Regions from separate parts of the Homo sapiens genome. Here regions 1, 2, 4, 5, 6 and 7 are each linked to region 3. The links are chromatin contacts, found by Hi-C or POLR2A ChIA-PET in ENCODE. All regions are on one chromosome and are shown on one strand. The core of a region is the stretch at or near the end of the contact, and the rest is flanking DNA. Distances in the headings are between cores, read along the strand shown. Region 1 holds the start of PSMD8 (proteasome 26S subunit, non-ATPase 8). Region 2 holds the start of EGLN2 (egl-9 family hypoxia inducible factor 2). Region 3 holds the start of PLEKHG2 (pleckstrin homology and RhoGEF domain containing G2). Region 4 holds the start of COQ8B (coenzyme Q8B). Region 5 holds the start of SERTAD1 (SERTA domain containing 1). Region 6 holds the start of PPP1R14A (protein phosphatase 1 regulatory inhibitor subunit 14A). Region 7 overlaps SIPA1L3 (signal induced proliferation associated 1 like 3).

What was found. A loop is a pair of places that touch in the nucleus more often than their neighbours do. ChIA-PET counts read pairs that join two places held with the same protein, here RNA polymerase II (POLR2A). Pooled maps may share reads with other maps.
Region 1: a pooled map shows a loop between it and region 3 (7-fold over the local background). The contact joins the promoter of PSMD8 here to the promoter of PLEKHG2 in region 3. A Hi-C loop is called at or near these places in 1 of 168 maps with a recorded cell type or tissue (gastrocnemius medialis) and 8 of 50 pooled maps. POLR2A ChIA-PET finds 5 or more read pairs at or near these places in 1 of 52 experiments (activated B cell).
Region 2: a loop to region 3 is called in a map with no recorded cell type, with 7 times the contacts of the local background. The contact joins the promoter of EGLN2 here to the promoter of PLEKHG2 in region 3. A Hi-C loop is called at or near these places in 1 of 37 single-sample maps with no recorded cell type and 8 of 50 pooled maps. POLR2A ChIA-PET finds 5 or more read pairs at or near these places in 1 of 52 experiments (activated CD4-positive, alpha-beta T cell).
Region 4: a map of cardiac septum shows a loop between it and region 3 (4-fold over the local background). The contact joins the promoter of COQ8B here to the promoter of PLEKHG2 in region 3. A Hi-C loop is called at or near these places in 3 of 168 maps with a recorded cell type or tissue (ascending aorta, cardiac septum and sigmoid colon), 1 of 37 single-sample maps with no recorded cell type and 15 of 50 pooled maps.
Region 5: a pooled map shows a loop between it and region 3 (7-fold over the local background). The contact joins the promoter of SERTAD1 here to the promoter of PLEKHG2 in region 3. A Hi-C loop is called at or near these places in 1 of 168 maps with a recorded cell type or tissue (gastrocnemius medialis), 1 of 37 single-sample maps with no recorded cell type and 18 of 50 pooled maps. POLR2A ChIA-PET finds 5 or more read pairs at or near these places in 6 of 52 experiments (B cell, H1, PC-9 and 3 more).
Region 6: a map of ascending aorta shows a loop between it and region 3 (5-fold over the local background). The contact joins the promoter of PPP1R14A here to the promoter of PLEKHG2 in region 3. A Hi-C loop is called at or near these places in 3 of 168 maps with a recorded cell type or tissue (aorta and ascending aorta) and 9 of 50 pooled maps.
Region 7: a loop to region 3 is called in a pooled map, with 3 times the contacts of the local background. The contact joins the enhancer-like site here to the promoter of PLEKHG2 in region 3. A Hi-C loop is called at or near these places in 6 of 37 single-sample maps with no recorded cell type and 5 of 50 pooled maps.

The regions. Positions count from the first base shown.
Region 1 is chr19:38,373,145-38,375,844 of GRCh38, reverse strand. PSMD8 (proteasome 26S subunit, non-ATPase 8) reads right to left here and starts at 1,274. Exons shown (of 7, transcript NM_002812.5): 1 at 884-1,274. The coding sequence starts at 1,243. RefSeq lists enhancers at 965-1,104, 735-1,365.
Region 2 is chr19:40,797,741-40,800,440 of GRCh38, reverse strand. EGLN2 (egl-9 family hypoxia inducible factor 2) reads right to left here and starts at 1,250. Exons shown (of 6, transcript NM_080732.4): 1 at 1,179-1,250; 2 at 1-102. RAB4B-EGLN2 (RAB4B-EGLN2 readthrough (NMD candidate)) reads right to left here. Exons shown (of 12, transcript NR_037791.1): 8 at 1-102. RefSeq lists silencers at 913-962, 1,113-1,472.
Region 3 is chr19:39,411,268-39,413,967 of GRCh38, reverse strand. PLEKHG2 (pleckstrin homology and RhoGEF domain containing G2) reads right to left here and starts at 1,299. Exons shown (of 19, transcript NM_022835.3): 1 at 556-1,299. TRI-TAT1-1 (tRNA-Ile (anticodon TAT) 1-1) reads left to right here and starts at 1,708; the gene lies at 1,708-1,800. RefSeq lists silencers at 208-267, 378-447, 458-597, 1,128-1,487 and enhancers at 1,698-1,747, 1,758-1,857, 2,268-2,357.
Region 4 is chr19:40,715,542-40,718,241 of GRCh38, reverse strand. It overlaps COQ8B (coenzyme Q8B), which reads left to right and starts at 1,356. Exons shown (of 15, transcript NM_024876.4): 1 at 1,356-1,655. ITPKC (inositol-trisphosphate 3-kinase C) reads right to left here and starts at 1,130. Exons shown (of 7, transcript NM_025194.3): 1 at 1-1,130. The coding sequence starts at 1,106. RefSeq lists silencers at 880-1,239, 2,560-2,609 and an enhancer at 1,810-1,889.
Region 5 is chr19:40,424,631-40,427,330 of GRCh38, reverse strand. It overlaps SERTAD1 (SERTA domain containing 1), which reads left to right and starts at 1,339. Exons shown (of 2, transcript NM_013376.4): 1 at 1,339-1,464. RefSeq lists a silencer at 1,882-1,971 and an enhancer at 2,014-2,700.
Region 6 is chr19:38,254,924-38,257,623 of GRCh38, reverse strand. It overlaps PPP1R14A (protein phosphatase 1 regulatory inhibitor subunit 14A), which reads left to right and starts at 1,250. Exons shown (of 4, transcript NM_033256.3): 1 at 1,250-1,485. The coding sequence starts at 1,285. RefSeq lists a silencer at 1,271-1,458.
Region 7 is chr19:38,047,379-38,050,078 of GRCh38, reverse strand. The region is part of intron 2 of SIPA1L3 (signal induced proliferation associated 1 like 3); the gene reads right to left. Among named protein-coding and RNA genes, the nearest start is that of SNORD152, 110 kb to the left of the region's middle. RefSeq lists enhancers at 459-988, 1,642-2,390. Within about 2 kb of position 1,403, at least 13 of the 41 ENCODE cell types and tissues checked have a DNase peak (open chromatin) inside an H3K27ac peak, as active enhancers do.

The sequences.
Region 1 (2,700 bases), core at 25-2,524, 1.0 Mb after region 3:
CTATTGGGGAAGGGGTAGCTGGGCTATCCCCAAAATCTATATCTGGGAGGGGGAGGTCCAAATCTCCCCCCACAGTTCAGCCCATACATCTTTCCTTAGCAGGCTCAGCAGCTTGTTCCAAGCCACTGGATTTACACTCCCTCCCAACAGATGTTTGGTCTGAAGCACTCTGGGCCCCGTATTCTTGTTCTCTACTTGTAAGAATATTTCTTCTAGGTTCAGTCCTGCCTTCACAACTAGGCTGCCCCCTCTCCCAACAGATGCGAGCCTAAGCCCCAGATCTCTCAGATCCTAACCCAGCCTGGTCTTAACCACACACCCTCTACACAGCCCACCTTTTCAGCCTCATTCTTTTATCACTCCGGGCAGTCCTCACTTCCCACTTGGTCTTGCCTGGAATCCACCATCAGGAAAAGCCCGAATCCCAATCCTGCCACTCCGACCAGTTAAGCCTCCACGCACCAAAAATCTAACCCCTCACTCAGTTCTGCCATAAGTCTTCCAATCATTCCCCCACCACCCCCGCGTGGGTCCATTCCAGTCATCTCTCACTTAAAAAAAAAATGTAGAGACAGAGTCTCGCTATGTTGCTCAGGCTGATCTTGAACTCCTGGGCTCAAGCGACGCTCCCCCGCCTCGGCCTCCCAAAGCGCTGCGATTACAGGCGTGACCATCAACGCTCCCTGTCCCTCTCTCGCTTCTTGACGCCCTCCGAGCCCCCACTTTGGCTGTTCCAAATCTTTCACCCCATCGGATCCCCCAGCCCGCCTCAGTCTCGCTGGCACCGAGGTGGCTTCCGCGGCCCGGGACTTGGTTGGGTCCAGACACCTCGTAGCGCCTCCCACGCCCGCAACACTCGGTTTCCTGGGCCTGCCGACTTTACCTTGAGTCGACCCAGCTCTTCCCCGCACTTGCTAAGATTGGGGCTTTTACGGTTCCACTCGCCCTTGAGTTGCTCGTACATGCCGGTCGCGGCCTGCAGAACAGCGCCCGAGGTTGCCGCGGGCCCGGAGCTCGAGAAGCCTGCCGCCCCGTTCACCGCCGCGGCCGCCATCTTGCGTGATGCGGCAAGCAGACCGCCTGATTTACGGCAGCGCCGCCTACAAACGCTTGCCCGGCGGAAGTGGGGCCGAGAGGTGGAGCCCAAGGCCCGGGGCGGGGCTACAACCTGCCTCAGCCCGCCCCGGGTAGCCCGCCGTCGCTCTCGAGGTGGCGCCCTCGGAGCCCTGCCCTTAATGAACATGTCAGTTGGAGCTCCGCCTCTGTCGTCACTCAAGATGGTGACCGGAAGTTGGCTTTTGCCCTAACTGAAAATGACAGCTGTCTCAACACCACCCCCCCTACCCACCTCACGGTTCCAATAATGAACATGGCTGCCCTGGCTTCAGTCTGAGTGCTCGGGACGCTACGTAGCTGTCCTGGAGGTTCCGCCTTCGGGGCAGCGTCTCCAAGCCAAAAGGTAGCGGGTGTCGTGCCATTTGGAGAGCTGTGTTATTCTCATTTTATAGACAGACTGAGAGGCTGGGTAACCTTCCAAAGGACTAACAGCTAGGATGTGTACCTGGGGCTCCCTCTCCAGTCTTTTTCAATGCATCCTTCCACATTTTTTTCCCAAGCTTATATGAACTAACTAGTTACAAAACTCATCCAGCTCTATGGCTTTCAATGTCATGTGTAAGTGGAGGATTCACAATTTTTTTTTTTTGAGACGGAGTTTAGCTCTTGTTGTCCAGGCTGGAGTGCAATGGAGCAATCTTGGCTCACTGCATCCTCCGCCTCCTGGGTACAAGTGATTCTTCTGCCCCAGCTTCCCAAGTAGCTGGGATTACAAGCATGTGCCACCACGCCTGGCTAATTTTCGTATTTTTAGTAGAGACGTAATTTTAGTATTTTTAGTAGATGTTGGTCAGGCTGGTCTCCAACTCCTGAACTCAGGCGATTCCCTGGGCCCTGGCCTCCCGAAATGCTGGGATTACAGGCATGAGCCACCTTGCCTGGCCAGTATTCACAACTTCTTATACCAACTTCTTCCTCCACTGATTGATATTACATCTGCACATTCAACATCGCTTTTTCTCTCTTTTTAAAAAAAATTAAATTTTTTATAGAGACAGAGTCTCATTATACTGCCCAGGCTGGTCTCGAACTCCTGAGCTCAAGCGATATTCCTGCCTTGACCTCGCAAAGTGTTGGGATTAGAGGTGTGAGCCACTGCGCCTGGGCAGCACGTTTTTCTCAAACCCGACTTTCACTCTCCGTCTCCACCATTTAGAATGTCATCTCCATGAAGGCAGGACGATTTCCTTCACTACTGAATTCCCAGTATCTCAGTGCTTGGCAAATATTAGTAGACAGTCAATAAATATTTGTTGGCCAGGCATGGTGGCTCATGCCTGTAATCCCAGCACTTTGGGAAGCCGAGGCAGATAGATCACTTGAGGTCAGGAGTTCGAGACCAACCTGGCCAACATGGCGAAACCCCATCTGTACTGCAAATACCAAAAAAAAAAAACAAAAAAACCAGCTGTGCGTGGTGGCACACACCTGTAATCCCAGATACTCAGGAGCCCGAGGCAGGAGAATCGCTTAAACCCAGGAGGTCAGCTTGTAGTGAGCTGAGATTGTGCCGCTGCACTCCAGCCTGGGTGACAGAGTGAGACTCTGTCTCAGAGAAAATAAATAAATAAATGTAAAAATACC
Region 2 (2,700 bases), core at 1-2,500, 1.4 Mb before region 3:
CAGGGCAGACAGCAAGAGCTCTTCTCGTGCCCTGGGGGTTGCTTGCTGGTCCCCAAGTCCTCTGCGGTCCCTAAGGGCTTGGGAAGGGACCCTTCAGGGTGGCTAGAGAAAGGAAAAAAAAAAAGGGATGTGAGAGAAACTAGAGACAGGCAGGCAGGGGAAAGCCGGGATGGTATGGGCAGGAGTGGGGAAGACGACCAGGACAGACTTGACTATAGAGGCCCCCCAAAACCTGAGGCCAAGTCGGGGAGAGGACCCTGAGAATCTGGAGGTGCGGGAGTCCGCTGACAGATAAGAGGCAGTGATAGGGAGAGGCTGGAGGCCAGGGGCTGGGTAGATGACCCTAAGACAGAGGACTGTGGTGCAGGTTGTGGGACGCGGTAACCAAAGACAGAAGAAGGAGGGCTGGAGTAGAAAAGGGTGGTGTGGAGGAGTGGGAAAGGAGGGGGTTTGGAAAATAGGAGGGACCTGCCTCGGCGTTCCAGAAAGACAACGAGAAACGTGGGGGTTCCAGGGAGAGTCAGGGTGGGGGCGGGGGGGTCAAAAGACAGAGGAAACTGGGGAGTCCAAAAACAAAGAGAACGAGGGGCCCAGAGACAGAAAAATAGACCGGAGGGAAGCTGGGAGGGAGGACCCGGGGCGGAGCGGGACGGTGGGGTCGACCCGAGCCCGACGGGAGGAAGCCGGCCGGGGGCGGACACACGCCCAGACGGAAGGGAGGTCCCGAGACTGACCGACGGGAGGGGCCCTCGGGGAGAGGGTCCGCGGCGACAGAGGAAAGGACGGAGGAGGGTGCACGCACCCGGAGACAGGACGAGAGATAAAGGTGCCCCCATCCAGGGCACCCCAACGCCCCCAACCCGGGGCAGGCCCTGAGGCCCCTTCTGAGCGCAGTAGGCGACAGGGGCAGGGCCTAAGGGCCGCTCGGACCCCCTCCCCTCCCCCTCCACTCGGCCTCCGCCCGGCGCGCGCTCCCCGCCCCCACCCCAACCCCCACAACGGCCGGCACCCAACGTAACCGGCGCGCGTCCCCTCCCCCGCGCCGCACCCACATCCCCCTTCCCGGGGTCGCCCCGGCAGGCCCCGGCGCGCGCCCCCACACCCCGCCCGGTTCGCGCCGGCGCCCCGGCTCCGGCTTAGTCTCCTCCCGCTCCCTTCTCGCCCCGCGACCTCCTCACCGAGCTTTTTCCTCCGGCCCCGGCGCCGCCGTTTGTGCCAGCCGCCCTGCGCCGCACAGCGCGCCATACCCCGCCCCCACCGCGCGCGACGCCCCGCCCCGCCTCGCCCGGTGGGCACGTGACCGCGCCCCGCGGAGGGGACGGCGCCTGCGCAGGCCCGAGCCGCGCGGGGCGGGGCGGAGCGGGGCGAGGAAGTTCGGGACAACCCCCCTACCAAGGAGAAAGGAAACAGCGGTCCGTGGCCTACACGAGGTTCATTTGCATCCTCCGCCCCGCCCCCTTTGCGCGGGAGGGGGAACGCAGTGTGAGGGGCCGGGTCTGGGAGGGGGCGTTTCTTGCATGTTGGAATCAAGTGGCGTCGGCGGGGCGGGGCACGCAAATGATGTGATTTACATGGACAGGCCTACCCGCCCCCCGCCCAGCGCGGGGCACCGAGTTCGGCAGCGCGGTGCGCGTGACTTCATTTACATGGTCAGCTCCTCCTCCTTCTCGCCGTCCAGGAACGGAGGTGAGAGACGGAGAAATGGCTACGCAGTTAGTTGAGAAATGTATGTAAATTCGCACGTCAGTAATTTACATAAGTATCTTTTATAACGGAGGCAAAAAAGTGCGGGTTGCCCTTGAGAAAAGGGAACGCGGACTAGAAGGGATGTGCAAATGTGTATTTTCAAGACCCGCTCCGGCCTGCCCCCTCGGGACGATTGTGGGAATCAGAATAAAGAACCAGGGAAAGTCTGGGCAACGGAGTGAGACCTTATCTTTACACAAAATTAAAAAATGAAACAAAAAAAAATCCACGGAACGCTACACAGAGAAGACATTTGCATGGCCAGCTGGGAACACTTTAGGAGACTAAGGAGATAAGGTCATTTTGAATGCCCTGCCCGCTCCACCATTGCTCTGGAGAGCTGGGACTCAAGGCTCCCGCCGGGTCGGTGAAGGCCGACGTGGAGATGGGAGGGCGACGAGCAACTGGGAGTGTCCTCGGGGCTGCACCAGTCCCCTGCAGGCCACCTGAGGGCGTAGGGCGGTTCGCGTGAGCACAAGGGCATGCATACTGGTATCCACACATGCGTGAGGATTGCACAAAAGCCCGCAGTCCTCAGGGCACACACAGGGTTCATGGCCACACAAGGGTGTTTCTAGTTTAGTTTTGTTTTTGAGATGGGGTCTTACCCTTTTGCCCAGGCTGAAGTGCTGTGGCATGATCATAGTTCACTGCAGGCCCAACCTCCCAACTAAAGTGATCCTCACACCTCAGCCTCCGGAATAGCTGGGACTTCAGGTGTGTACCACGACACCTGGCTAACTTTTTCTGTTTTTTATTTTTGTAGATAGGGTCTCTCTGTGTTGCCCAGGCTATAGTCTCCAACTCCTGGGCTCAAGTGATCCATCTGCCTTGGCCTCCCGAAGTGCTGGGATTACAGGCATGAGCCACCACGCCTGGCCACACATGGGTGTTTAAAAGGAGCCAAATTCACACCAAAACACACACAGACCTCGGGGTACACATGCACAGGCA
Region 3 (2,700 bases), core at 50-2,549:
TCCAGGGAGGGGCCCCTGGGAGTAACTAATGGGGGAGGCACAAAGTGACAGAAAGAAGGGGACAAGGAGAGAGAACCTGGCGAAAAAGATGGAAAGGCTGAGACAAAGAAGAGTGAGCGGAGCAGGAGGCGCAGAAGCTGCGAGTCCCGTTTGTCTGGGGCCGGAGGCTTAGGGATCCTGGGAACGTTTGGGCTCCAGCTGGAGCGGAGGGCGAGGGGCAGGGCTGGGAAAAGCCGTGGGCGGGAGGCCGCGGGGTCCCAGGGGAGGGCGGAGGCTGGGGGACCGGATGCCAGGGTCCTGCAGACGGCTCCCTCCCCCGCCGAGGGCTGCGCGCTGGGGCGCTGGCCCCGAGCCCTCGCACCCCCTCCGGCCGGTCTCTCCGAACCCCGATCGCCGTCCCCACAGCCACAGCCTCCCCAGCGCCTTCCCACACCCCTCCAGCCCCCAACTCCCGCCGGCGCCTCGGCTCGCCCCCCGCCGGCACGCCCCCTCATTGTTCAGCAGTGGCGCCGCCCCCTCCCCCAGTCCGCCTGGGCCCCTCGCCTCCCCCCTCACCTCCCGGGGAGCCTCCAGCCCCGGCTCGAGGCAGCCCGGCTCCTGCGCGACCCCGACGCGGTCCCCAGGGAGGTGCGGAGCCCAGACTCAGGGGCGTGAACTTCGGGCTCTCAGGCTCCAGGAATAGAATCTGGGGTCTCTCGGAGACTGGGGTCCCGCAGTCGGAATTTCTCAGTGTTCTACGTAGGGGATGCTAGGAGCCTCGACTCTGGAGTCTCAGATGGCGGCGCTGGGGACCCACATTCCTAAGTCTTCTAGGTAGGGCCGTGGGGTGGGGGATGGATTTCTGAGTTCCCCTAATTCTAGGGGCAGGAATGAAACTCCCTCCAGGTGGGAGCACAGGGGGGTCCCAAAGTCCTGGGTCCCCTTGAAGCGATGGCCGCTGCAGCCCGAAACTGGTTGGGGCGCTTAGAAGTCCGGATCTCAAGTTCCTCCAACGCGGGGTCTTGGGATCGGAGCCCTGGAGGGAGTCTGCGGTCCTGGATCCTGAGTTCTTGAAACGGGGATACGGGGCGCTCGGCCTCCAGGGTCTCGCGGGGTGACGTCCGGGCTCCCGGCTGCTCCAGGAGGGGGCGCTGCGCACCTGGATGGCTCAAGTCCTCCAGCCTGGGCGCCGGGGTCTGGACCTCGGGGTCTCTCAGGATGCGGTGCAGAAATTCCGGACGCCCGGGTCCGAGCCTCTGGACCCCTCGGGCTCCCGGCTGGGTGTCACGGGGCTCGTGTGACGGCGGCGGCGCCACATCTGGGGCGGGAGAGTCCGATCCCAGCTGTGAGGCGGGGGGCGGTCGCCCGGGGCTTCCCCTCCCCCGCTGTCGCCGGGGCTCACATCCTGTTCCCGCCTGCGGGGGGGGGAGGGGCTGCCTTCCGGCCGACCCGCCAGCGAAGGGTTAAGACCCCACCCCTTGTTTTGAATATTCATGAGGAGGCGTGTCCTTCTGGTAGGCGACACCCCTACATTCCAAACGCCTCGCGGACTTTTCCCTTTTACAGCAAGGGCCGCGAGGCGTGAGAATCCGGAACTGGCAATGCACTGTCTCCTATTGGTCAATGCAAAATGTTTAATTTGCATATATAACACAAGGCGGGGCCCTCCGGTGAGGTCACGTGGCTATGAACCACTGAAGAAGACCCCGGCGCAGGGGTGCGGCCGGAGCTCCAGTGGCGCAATCGGTTAGCGCGCGGTACTTATATGACAGTGCGAGCGGAGCAATGCCGAGGTTGTGAGTTCGATCCTCACCTGGAGCACTTTTTTTCCCCATCAGTTTTTATAAACTTACACATCTAATAAACCAACCAAAACATCTACATCACTTAGATGAATGAACGTTTCTATCTTTTGAATTATTGGGCTCAAAAGACTCCTAGGGCTTTGGCGACGGTCCTTTGGGTGTTCTGTATTGTAGGGAGGTGCCGTTTCCGTCCCAGCCACCAGGTGGGGGTATCGTCTCTTATTAGATGCTCTGGGCATGGAATTGTGTGCAAACAGTTTGACTTCTGTAGAGATGTGGGTCCTCGGCAAACTGTATATGACTCTGCCTCCTCTGTATTTCTCTGTCTTTTTAATGCCTCCTTTACAGATGAACATAGCTATCTGTCTTGGAGTTTTCGACCTCTGTTGAAAAGGAAAACTATGTTTTTGAGTCGACTTGTTTTTTCAATAAATATTGAACATTCACTATGCCTGGCTTCCTTTAGCTGTGTGTAATACAGCAGTGAACAAGTAGTCCCTGCCCCTGAGGACGCGACATTCTAGTGGGGAGGCAGATTGCTGTCAACATAAGAATTAAGTACATTTTAATGTTAGGTGGTGATGATAAATGTCATGGAAAAAGTCGAGCAAGGTAGGGAGGATGGGGTAGTTGGAGGTGGGGTGTGGATTGCAACAGCAGTGGTCAGGGAGGATCTCACAGAGAAGGCAACTTTTGAGCAGAGACATGAAGGAGGGGAGTGAGCCATGGGGACACCAGGGGAGTGTTCAGGCAGAGGGAACAGCTAGTGCAAAGCTCCTATGGATGAAGCAGACCAGACTTGGTAGAGCAGCTAGGAGGCCAGTGTGGCTGGAGCAGAGTGGCCAAGGGGGAGGGTAAGCGATGGGTGCCAGATTGTGTGGGCTGTGGGGAGGACTTCGGACTTTGACTTTTATGT
Region 4 (2,700 bases), core at 107-2,606, 1.3 Mb before region 3:
TCATCCTCAGACTCGTCGAAAGAAGAGGCAGAGGAGAAGCCGCCGCTGCCCCCCTCAACCCGGGAGGGGGGTCCCACTGGCTGGGCCTCAGGCTCAGGGGTCTCAGGGGTAATGATGAGGCGGGGCACAGGGCACAGGGGGCTACACTTCAGGTGAGAGTACAGGTGAGTCAGCAATTCTCCAGGCTCTGGTTCCTCTAATGGGCCATCCTCAGGCTCTCCCAAGAGGCAGTCTGTCCCAGGTGCTGTCTGGGAACCGTCAGTGCTAGGTTGTGTCCAGGAGCCATCAGTATCCTGTTGTATTTGGAAACCACCAGTGCCAGGCTGTTTCCTGGCTGCTTCAGTATCCTGTTTTTTCTGGGAGCCATCAGTATATGGCTCTGTCCAGGGACCTTCAATATCCTGTTGTGTCCTGGAGCCATCAGTATACAATTCTTTCCAGGAGCCATCAGCACTTGGCTCTTTTGAGGGACAGGCTCCTTCTGGGTGAGTCTGGAGGCTGGAACTGTTCTGGTGGGTCCAGAGGTTATCAGCCCAGGACTTGACCCTCTCTGGCTGAGTCTGTGACCCATGCGTTTCCAGCTCTGTCCAGGGCCCATGAACCCCTGGCTGTGTCCAGGGGCTGGCCTCCTCGGGCTGAAACTGGAGGTCGGACCTGTGCGGATCAGTCCAAAGGCCATCTGTCCCGGTCTCCGTCCAAAGACAAGTCGTCTCCAGCTCTGACCAGCTCCATTCTAGATGCGTCCGGAGGCTGGACCTGTCTGGCTCCGTCTTTTGCTTGGGCCTCTCGGTCTCTACTCCAAGGCCAGCTGCCGCGGGCTCAGTCTGTCCGTCTGTCCAGAATTCTGCCTGCGGACTCTCTGTCCCCGGCGCAGGCCCGAGGCCGGCCCTCTCAGGCTCGCTGTGGAGGCTGGACCCCTCTGTCCGGGCCCAGGGCCCGCCCCCCTCCGGCCGCCCCGCCGGGGCCCCTGCGCCGGGCCCAGGTCGCTGCTGTCCCGGCTGCCGCCGCCGCCCTCCTCGCGGCGCCTCCAGTCCCATGCGGGCCGCCGCGGGCAGCGCCCCGGCCTCCGCCTCGTTCAGGCTCCCACGGCACGGGCAGCGCCTCATGCCCGCTCCTTCGGTTCGGGCTTCGGCCGACCCGGCCCCTCCTATCCCTTTAAATCCCGCGAGGGGTGTGGCTGGGGAGCCCCGACTCCCGGGTTCCGGCCCGCGGAGCTCCAGCCCGCCCCGCCGCGCAAGGGTTAACCGATACTCCCCTCAAAGGGGAAAGCCCCGAAGCCCCGCCCCACCGGACGTGACGGAACGGAACGAGACGGAGCCTTGTCCGACTCCGCCTCCCAAGGGGAGGGGGTTTGCCTCTGAGCATCCGAAGCGCGGCCAGGTATGCATCTAGGGCACCGGGGTCCTGGTGGCGCGCCAGTGGGCCCCCTCCCTCCACCCCTGTGACTAAACCACCCTCCCTACACGGTTGAATGACAAGTTCAACCTTCCCTAAAACCCCCGGTGACGAGTCCAGCCGCGCGCCCATTCTTCACGCAGGGGCGGGACGGACTTTCAAAGACTTGGAGTTCCCACGGGTGTGGGTTCGAGACCTTCCTCTGCCAGTTCCCAGCTCCGCTACCCTGAGCAAATGACTTACGCTCCATTGGATTTTCCGTAAGAAATCTCTGTCATGTATAGAGTACTTGTTCTGTATCAGACCCTGACACGATTTCAGTTCATTCTCCAAGGCTGAACAATAGGGATGCCAGGGCTCCATTTTACACGTGAGAACAGAGGCTCAGAGATCTGCCGGCCTCTACCCTTTGCTTGCAGCTACGGGGCTATCTGACATGATCTCATGTATGTGAAGCATGTGGCCCCGGGCCTGGCACTGTCAGTTGTAGCCCAGTAGGATTATTTATTGTCCTAGGTGATTTTGATATATTTTGCCCCCAAGGCTGAGCTGCCACCCAGCTCCTGAGTCAGCCGTTCACCTCTGAAGGGGGAGAGGAGGTGGTTTGTCTTGAAATTGAGTCAACTGGGGGAGACATTGGGCACAGGTCCAAGGCTCTAAAATGAGTCACCTTTTCACAGACCAATGAGAGAAATCGAAGGCAGGAGCCCACCTAGTACCTCATACAGGTTGGGAAGGAGAAGTCCAGAGAGGGATGAGGGCTTTTCTGAGGTCACACAGTACGGGAATAGAGACAAAGAGGCCTGATTCCCGACAAGAGGGGTTGGGGCAGCGGGGTTCTGTGGGGGAAGCATCGGCATCCCTCCCTCTCCCAGTGGTGGGAAAGATGCCCCAACCAGATGCCTCTATTCCAGACTGTGAGAAGTGGGTGAGTCAGCCTGTTGTGGGGAGAGCAGGCTTTCCAACGCGCGCGCGCACACACACACACACACACACACACAGAGAAAGAAAGATAGGATGGGAGGTGGTTTTCTGGGATGCCAAGGTTCCTGACTCAGCACTGGGAATCTTGGCTGAGTGTGTTCTGGGAAATGTCAGGCCTACAGGAAGCAGAGGGCTCCCAGTCGCACCATTCCGCAGGTGGGCGGGGAGCGGAGAGAACAGGGTGTGTGAGGGAACAGAGACTCAGTGTGCAAGTGGGGGGGAGGGTATGTACACGAGAGAGTTGAAGGCGTGAGCGGGAAACAGTTGGCAAGCAAGGCAAGGGATTTATATGCACAAGGAAGGAGGTTGGGTGCCAGAATG
Region 5 (2,700 bases), core at 90-2,589, 1.0 Mb before region 3:
TGCATGTCTATCCACCTTGAACTAAGAGCTTGTCTTATTACAACAGCTATTACTACTAACAAAGAAACAACGTTGCTAACCAGGCATGGTGGTGTGCGCCTGTAGTCCCAGCTGCTTGGGGGTCTGAGGCAGGAGGATGGCTTGAACCTGGGAGGCTGCAGTGAGCCGAGATGGCACCCCTGCACTTCAGCCTGGGTGACAGAGCGAGACCCTGTCTCAAAAGCAAAATAAAATAAAATAAAAAGTAAAGAAAAAAATAATAAGCAGCTGGGCGCGGTAGCTCACGCCTGTAATCCCAACACTCAGGGGCCGAGGAGGGCGGATCACCTGAGGTGAGGAGTTTGAGACCTGCCTGGCTAACATGGTGAAACCCCATCTCTACTAAAAATACAAAAATTAACCGGGCGTGGTGGCGCACGCCTGTAGTCCCAGCTACTCGGGAGGCTGAGGCAGGATAATTGCTTGAACCTGGGAGGCGGAGGTTACAGTGAACCGAGATCGTGCCCCTGCACTCCAGCCTGGGCGACGGAGTGAGAATCTGTCTCAAATAAATAAATAAATAAATAAATAAAATGAAAAAAAAAAAAAAAACACAAAACATGTTGCACCCCACTCTGAAGATTTTTCATGAATTAATTTAATCCTTAAAAACAATCCTGTAAACTAGGCGCTATTTTCTCTCATTTTAAAGGAGAAACAGACCAGAAGGGATTAAAACACTTGCCGCAGGTCACACAGCTGCTTAGGGAATGGAGCCCGGGATGTGATTCCGTTGGTATCGCACTCCCACCTCACTCCCGCCTTTAACCACAATTAAGTCCAACTGTCCAGCATTGCTTGAGTGTGGTATTGTGTTCTTATAGATACGATCCTACTTAAAGTATCCTGTCAAGAGGTAGGCAAGACGATCCCCATTTAACTTTGTGTAGCTTGAAGAGGTTGATCATTTTTCCAAGGTCACGCATCCAGTGAGTGGGGAATCCGGAGTCGGAATTTGAACCCGGGCATTATCTGTAGTGTAGACCCCTGTCGGGGCTGGATGTGTAAGAAGCTTAATTGCCGGGTTTGGCAGGTGCATGGGTAGTTGTGAGGGGCTCGTATTTTGAGAGGCAAAAGCCCCCACTCGCCACCGTTCCCCGGAGTAAAAAGCCACCTCTTTCCACCCCTCACTCGCGCAGCTGCCCGGGCATGCGCCCTGAAGCCCCTCCTTCAGAATCCGCCCCCTACAAGCTCCGCCCATCACCATGCAGGGCCAATCCCTGGGGCGGAGGGCGGGGCAGCCACGAGAGTGGGCGGTCGCTAAGGGTAGTTAGGAGTCTGGAGTCGTGAGCCGGAGTCAGAACTGCGTCTCGCGACCCAGGCGCGGGTTTCCGGAGGACAGCCAACAAGCGATGCTGCCGCCGCCGTTTCCTGATTGGTTGTGGGTGGCTACCTCTTCGTTCTGATTGGCCGCTAGTGAGCAAGGTATGTAAATGAAGGGGCCTGGGAACAGAAGGGCTACCAGCGGCCGGGTCCTTCACAGAGTTCGATCCCTGGGTCCGACAGGTGCCCGCCGGGGCTGCCCGGGATCGAGACGCACGGACCTCTACGTGCTGTCTGCCCCGGCCGGGCCGGGTGAATCACGCCGCAGTCCGAGAAGGGGGCGGAGGCGCCGGCTTCTTGGCTCCGGCTGCGTGACTCACCCGCCCCCGCCGCCGCCGCTTCGGGAGGAGCCGCCTCCACTGCCGGAAGCGAGCGGAGGCCGGGCGCAGAGAACAGCCCGCCAGGGGTCCCGGCTCGCACGGCGCCGGGAGGCCGGCAGGAATCACAGCCGGGAATCGGGGCAGTAGAAGGGGTCCTGGGGTCAGAGGGGCCAGAATCCCCGGGGGAAAGCCGGCCTGGGCACCGCTAGGGGGCGCCGGGACCCGGGGGCGGAGTCGGGGGTGGGGGCGGAATTCCTGCGGTTCCGGACTCCCCGGACTGCGGGGAAGGGGACGAAGACCCTGTTTTGAGTAGTGTGGTGGGCCATTCTTAAAATCTTGCTAGGCAGGGTTCCGAAACTGGACTCTACAGTCTTCCTGGCCCAAAAAAGTAGGTAGCGCCAGGAGTCCAAAACTCCAGCCCTACCCCCGCCACTCCAAGAACAGTGGACCCTCAAACTTATCTCAGTGACTGAACCCGGTGCCGATCACGATTTCCCGACAAGCCCTGTCTATTCTGCCTCCCAAATAAGTCCTGACTCGACCGACTTCCTTCCATGCCACTACCAGCTCCTACTCCAGGCCATCACCATCGTCCGTCCCAAACGAGTACAGCCTACCAGTGGGTCTCAGATCCCCCCTCTTTTTGCCCCCCACAGTCTTCCTCGAAGCAGCCATGGGGGGGATCTTCCGGAAACCTAATCAGCTCACAGCACCATTCCCTCCCTGCTCAAATTCCTTTAATGACTGCCCACCACACTCAGGATAAAATCCAAACTCCCTACTTCTGCATATGTGGCTTTCTGTGACCTGGCTTGTGCCCGTTCCCCTAGCTGCTCCCCAATCTGGTCTCCTACCATGTCACTCTCTGTGTGCCACCCATGCTGGTCTCTTTCCAGTTCAAGCCCATCCAGCCTCTGGGCTTTTCTCTGCCTTTTTTTGTTGTTCCCTCCTCCCGGAATGCTTTTCCCAGGGTCTCCCATGGCTGACTTCTCTGGCCTGAGGGCTCCATTCAAATGTC
Region 6 (2,700 bases), core at 1-2,500, 1.2 Mb after region 3:
CGATTCTCCTGCCTCAGCCTTCCGAGTAGCTGGGATTACAGGCATGTGCCACCAGGCCCAGCTAATTTTTGTATTTTTAGTAGAGATGGAGTTTCACCATGTTGGCCAGGCTGGTCTTGAACTCCTGACCTCGTGATCCACCCTCCTTGGCCTCCCAAAGTTCTGGGATTACAGGAGTGAGCCACTGCGCCCAGCCACATTTAAATTTTAGAGTATAATTATTGCTGCTTATAATTAGAAGTGAGAAGACTGTTTTGAAGTAAGGGACTTCCCTGGCCACCCTCGCTAAAATTGCAACCTTACCCTCACTCCATTTCTCCTTCTCTGCTTTATATTTCTCCAAAGCACTTATATGATAATAAACTGTATAATACCGTACTTACTGTGTTTCTCATGTATCCCGGCTACAACTGTCAACTGCGTGGGACTGGTTTTGTCTGTTTTGTTCCCTGCTCTATCCCTGGAGCGTAAAGCAGTGTCTGGTATAGAGTGGATACTTAATAGATATTCGTTGAACCGGGCCAGTGGCGGTGGCTCACGCCTGTAATCCCAGCACTTTGGGAGGCGGAGGCAGGCAGATCACTTGAGGTCAGGAGTTCGAGGCCAGCCTGGCCAACATGGCGAAATCCCGTCTCTACTAAAAATACAAAAATTAGCCGGGTGTTGTGGTGCATCCCTGTAATCCCAGCTACTTCGGAGGCTGAGGCAGGAGAATCGCTTGAACCTGGGAGGCGGACGTTGCGGTGAGCCGAGATCGCGCCATTGTACTCCAGCCTGGGCGACAAAGAGAGACATCGACTCAAAAAAAAAAAAATTCGTTGAACGGAATGAGTGAACAAACAAATGGATGGATGAGTGAATGAATGAACGAAGGAACAAGTGACCGCTCGACCTTCTACAGCGACAGCGGCGCAGGCGCTCCCGCACCAACAGCCCCCCACCCCGCCACCGCCAGAGGGCGCAGACAGGCCGGGTCCCGAGTGTCTGTCCCAGGCCCCCGCCCCACAGGATCCCGGCCCGGGAGCCCCCGATGCAGGGACCCGCCCGGGACTCTGGGTCCCCGCCCATACCTCAACTTCGCACGACTGCGTGCCTCAAGCCGACGCAGCGGCCTACTCTCGCACTGCAGACGGGGAAACTGAGGCCTGAGGCGGCCGGGGTGGGGCAGACCTCCCGGCGAGCCCGAGCCCCCGCCCCCGGCTAGCCCCGCCCTGGCCCGTAAGAAGCACCCGGGGCGCGAGGCGAAGGCGCACAGCGCGGGGCCAGGCTGGGTCCAGCAGCGCGATGGCAGCTCAGCGGCTGGGCAAGCGCGTGCTGAGCAAGCTGCAGTCTCCATCGCGGGCCCGCGGGCCAGGGGGCAGTCCCGGGGGGCTGCAGAAGCGGCACGCGCGCGTCACCGTCAAGTATGACCGGCGGGAGCTGCAGCGGCGGCTGGACGTGGAGAAGTGGATCGACGGGCGCCTGGAGGAGCTGTACCGCGGCATGGTGAGCCCGGGGAGGGCTCGGGGGTGGTCGGGGACAGATAGAGCCCGGGCGCGGAGACCCCACGCCCTTGGGGTCTCGGTGCACACTCGCTGGTGCACGGCCAGCCTGGTCTGCACAAGAGGACGAGCGCCCCAGGGCCGGGCACTCATTGGCCTGGCCATCCGTGCTCTATGGCATTGTGCTTGTGGACACACCGAGAGCAACACACAAAGACTTGGGTCTCCAGAGATGTGTCCAAACGCCTGTGGAGGGCCAGGGGTTTAGCATGAGGAGGGAGGAGGCTAAGTTGAGCTGAAACCGCCACGTCTGGAGAAAGAGTGGGGGAAGGGGGGTGTCATAAAGCCAAACACAGACATGGTGACAGGGGAGATACAGCCACACAGAGACCCACGGCAAAGGAAGCAAAAGCAGACACAGATGTGCACAGTGAAGGAAGCTATAGCCACTCACGGACACAGCCCAGAAGTAACAGCCATGCACAAACCCACAAGGACACAAGCGGGGGCTGGGGGGGGGTCACCTACAGTTCAACATATGCTACAGTCACAGCCACCCGCAGACACAGCGGCATGGGCCACAGCCGTAGGCAGACACAGCACAACCCCACTGGAACACAAAATGACTCAAGTTACGGCCCTTCCTTATCTCCTAAAGAAAAAACTGACCACCTTCAAGCACAAGCGCTGATCCGCAGCCACTCAAAGACATAAAACAACAGAAATTGGCCCAGCACAGTGGCTCACGCATTTTGTGAGGCCGGGGCAGGAGGATTGCTTGACGTCAGGAGTTCAACACCAGCCTGGGCAACATGGGGAAAACCTGTCTCTACCAAAAATCTTAAAACTTAGCCGGGCGTGGTGGCATGCACGCACTTGTAATCTCAGCTCCTCAGGAGGCTGAGGTGGGAGGATTGCTTGAGCCTGAGAGGCCAAGGTCACAGTGAGCCAAGATTGCACCACTGCACTCCAGCCTGGGCAACAGAGCGAGACCGTGTCTCAAAAACAAACAAAACCCAACAGAATTTATAACTACACCCAGACATAAAACTGTGTAAGCACCGGGCACGGTGGCTCACGCCTGTAATCCCAGCACTTTGGGAGGCCGAGGCGGGCGGATCACCTGAGGTCAGGAGTTTGAGACCAGCCTGATCAACATGGAGAAATCCCGTCTCTACTAAAAAATACAAAATTAGCCGGGTGTGGTGGCACATGCCTG
Region 7 (2,700 bases), core at 154-2,653, 1.4 Mb after region 3:
GCAGCTCTGAGGCTCAGAGAGGTGAACTAACTTGCTGGGTTACATGGCAGGGTCAGGATTCAAACGCAGGTCACCGGCTCCAGAATTTGCCTTCCAATGCCTGTGCTGACTGGGCCTCTCTTGGAAAGGGGAGCCTGAATTAGGTTAACAGGGGCATGAAGAGGCACTCAGCCAGACTCACCATCAGAGCATTAAAACCCCGGAGACCCCACTTGACACCCTTCGGATTGGTGAAACTGGGAAGCAGGACAACAGCAAAGTGGCGAGAGGTATGGGGAAGCGGGACCCTCCTGTGCTCTCGGGGGAACGCGGGTCAGAGCAGCCTCATAGAGAGCTCAGGAGTTCAAGATCAGCCTGGCCAATGGAGCAAAACCCCAGTTCTACCAAAAGTACAAAAATTAGCTGGGTGTTGTGGCAGGTGCCTTAATCCCACCCCTGGGGAGAGAGAATGCCTATCTCCGGCTGCAACTGACTCCTGGGGGTAAGCCCCATGGGTTCCTAAGGCAAAGGTAGGCGGATGCTCACTTGAAGCATGGTTTGAAGTGGGGTGGAGCTAGGGGCAACCTGGATGCCCAACACCAGGGGACCAGACACGTGAGCCGTGGCAGATGTACAGCATGTACAACTGTTCAGCTGCCAGACGCCATACACTGGACACACATCCAGCAACGTGGCTAGATGGCGAACACATGCTATTTGGTGAAAACCAGAAGAAACCGAAAGAATGAGATACAGAGCTCCAAACCCCGGAAGCTGACTCTTTACTCAAACCTCAATATATATTTTGCAAGGATGTGTGCACAGCTACAGACACACCGGAAATATTTCAGACTGGGGGAAGGAATGAAAGGACCTATAGAGGATGAAGATGGAAAGAGAAACAAAAACCTTCCCAGTGACAAGGGAGGAGACACCCATTTTTTTTCCCCACCATCAGACAAGTAGTCTTTGGCAGCCAGACTCCACTTGCCCCCTGTCCACCCCCCGCTTTTTTTTTGAGATGGGGTCTCGCCCTGTCGCCCAGGCTGGAGTGCAGTGGCGCAATCTCAGCTCACTGCAACCTCCACCTCCTGGGTTCAAGCGATTCTCCTGCCTCAGCCTCACGATAGCTGGGACTACAGGTGTGCACTACCACACCCAGCTAATTTTTGTATTTTTAGTAGACACGGGGTTTCACCGTGTTAGCCAGGATGGTCTCTTGACCTCATGATCTGCCCGCCTCAGCCTCCCAAAGTGCTGGGATTACAGGTGTGAGCCACCGCGCCCAGCCTGCCCCCTTTTTTGGGTGTTAACTGAGGGTGGATGATGCAGGAGGCAGAAATTGGACGCAAGTCACTAAACTTCTTCAAAAGAAAACCACACTTCTTTGTTCTCAAATGCCACAAAATCTGTTGGGCCTGACACGATTTGCTAACTTAGGGAGGGGACTTGGTCAGGGACTGAGCTTGGCAGGCATTAATGGTTGTCTACTCAGTTTCCACTTCTGCTTTTTTCAGCTACTAGACAACAGAACCCAGTTGGTCAAGAGTGATCAGGATGTGGCATTCCTCTAGTAACTTGACCGGCCTGGTTGAGGGGCACGTGACCTCAGCTGGACCAGCTGTAGACTGAGGGGAACCACTTATAACCATCAGTGGGGTGTGTTCTCTCTCTCCTGATGCCTGTGGACAAGGGCAAGTGGCCCTGATTATCACTGGAAGCCATTCTGGAACCAAGAGGCATACAGAGGCCTTTGGAGGCTGAGAACCTGAGTCCCTGACAGACATGCTTGAGCTGCTGATCCTATCCACCTGGTGCCCATCCACCCCTGGGCTTCTAGAACACATCACATGTCTTAACCATTGGCCAGATGGTGCCAGGGTTGTTACTTGCAACTAAAAAGCATCCTGACTGAGAACCACAAAGCAGCCTGCTATCTTTTAATTGTTAAACAAGAGAAAATCTCTGTAGGAGGGAAATGGGGCATTAGAGGCATGAACAGGAAGGGCCAATTCATCCTAGTGTATGGGAAATGTTCACCCAGGCTGCATGTCCCCTGCCCACCCAGAGGCACACGCACGATTCTCTGTGCACGAGAGCTCAGGAAACCCTCTGCAGTGGGTCACTGTTTCCCTCACATCCTTTACCACAGTGGAGTTACCGCCGGTTTCCCATGTTGTATTTCTCCTGATGACGGCAGGGGGTTAATCCCCAGCTGACTGGAGCTGAGGATGAGAGACAGGACCAGAAAGCCCAGCCTGGCACTCCTGCAGCTGCTCTGTTCCTGAATCAAAGGTCGGACTTCAGGATCTGGACTGCCGCTGGGGTCTCTAAAATGACACGTGGTCCGAGGCCCTCCATGAGGAGACCTGGCTGGCTGCGGTGTCACATCCCTCCGTCAGCATCAAGGGAAAGATACCAGTGTGGCAGGGGCGGGCAAAGGAGCGTGCGCTCTGGGGTCAGCCCGGCCCGGGTTCAATCATCGCTCTACCCACAGATCGCCTGTGACTGCCTCTACTATAAAGTGAGTGGCAGGAGGGATCGAGGTCGAAGGAGGAAAAAATAACACAAACCTACCCAGTGAGACATTGTGTCACTGGCCATGTCGGTTCATTCATTCAACAAATATTTACTGAGCAGCTCTTTCGGGCCAGGTCCTGTTCTAGATGCTGGGGATATGGCAATGCACAAGACACAGAATTCCTATGGTCAAACAGGAGC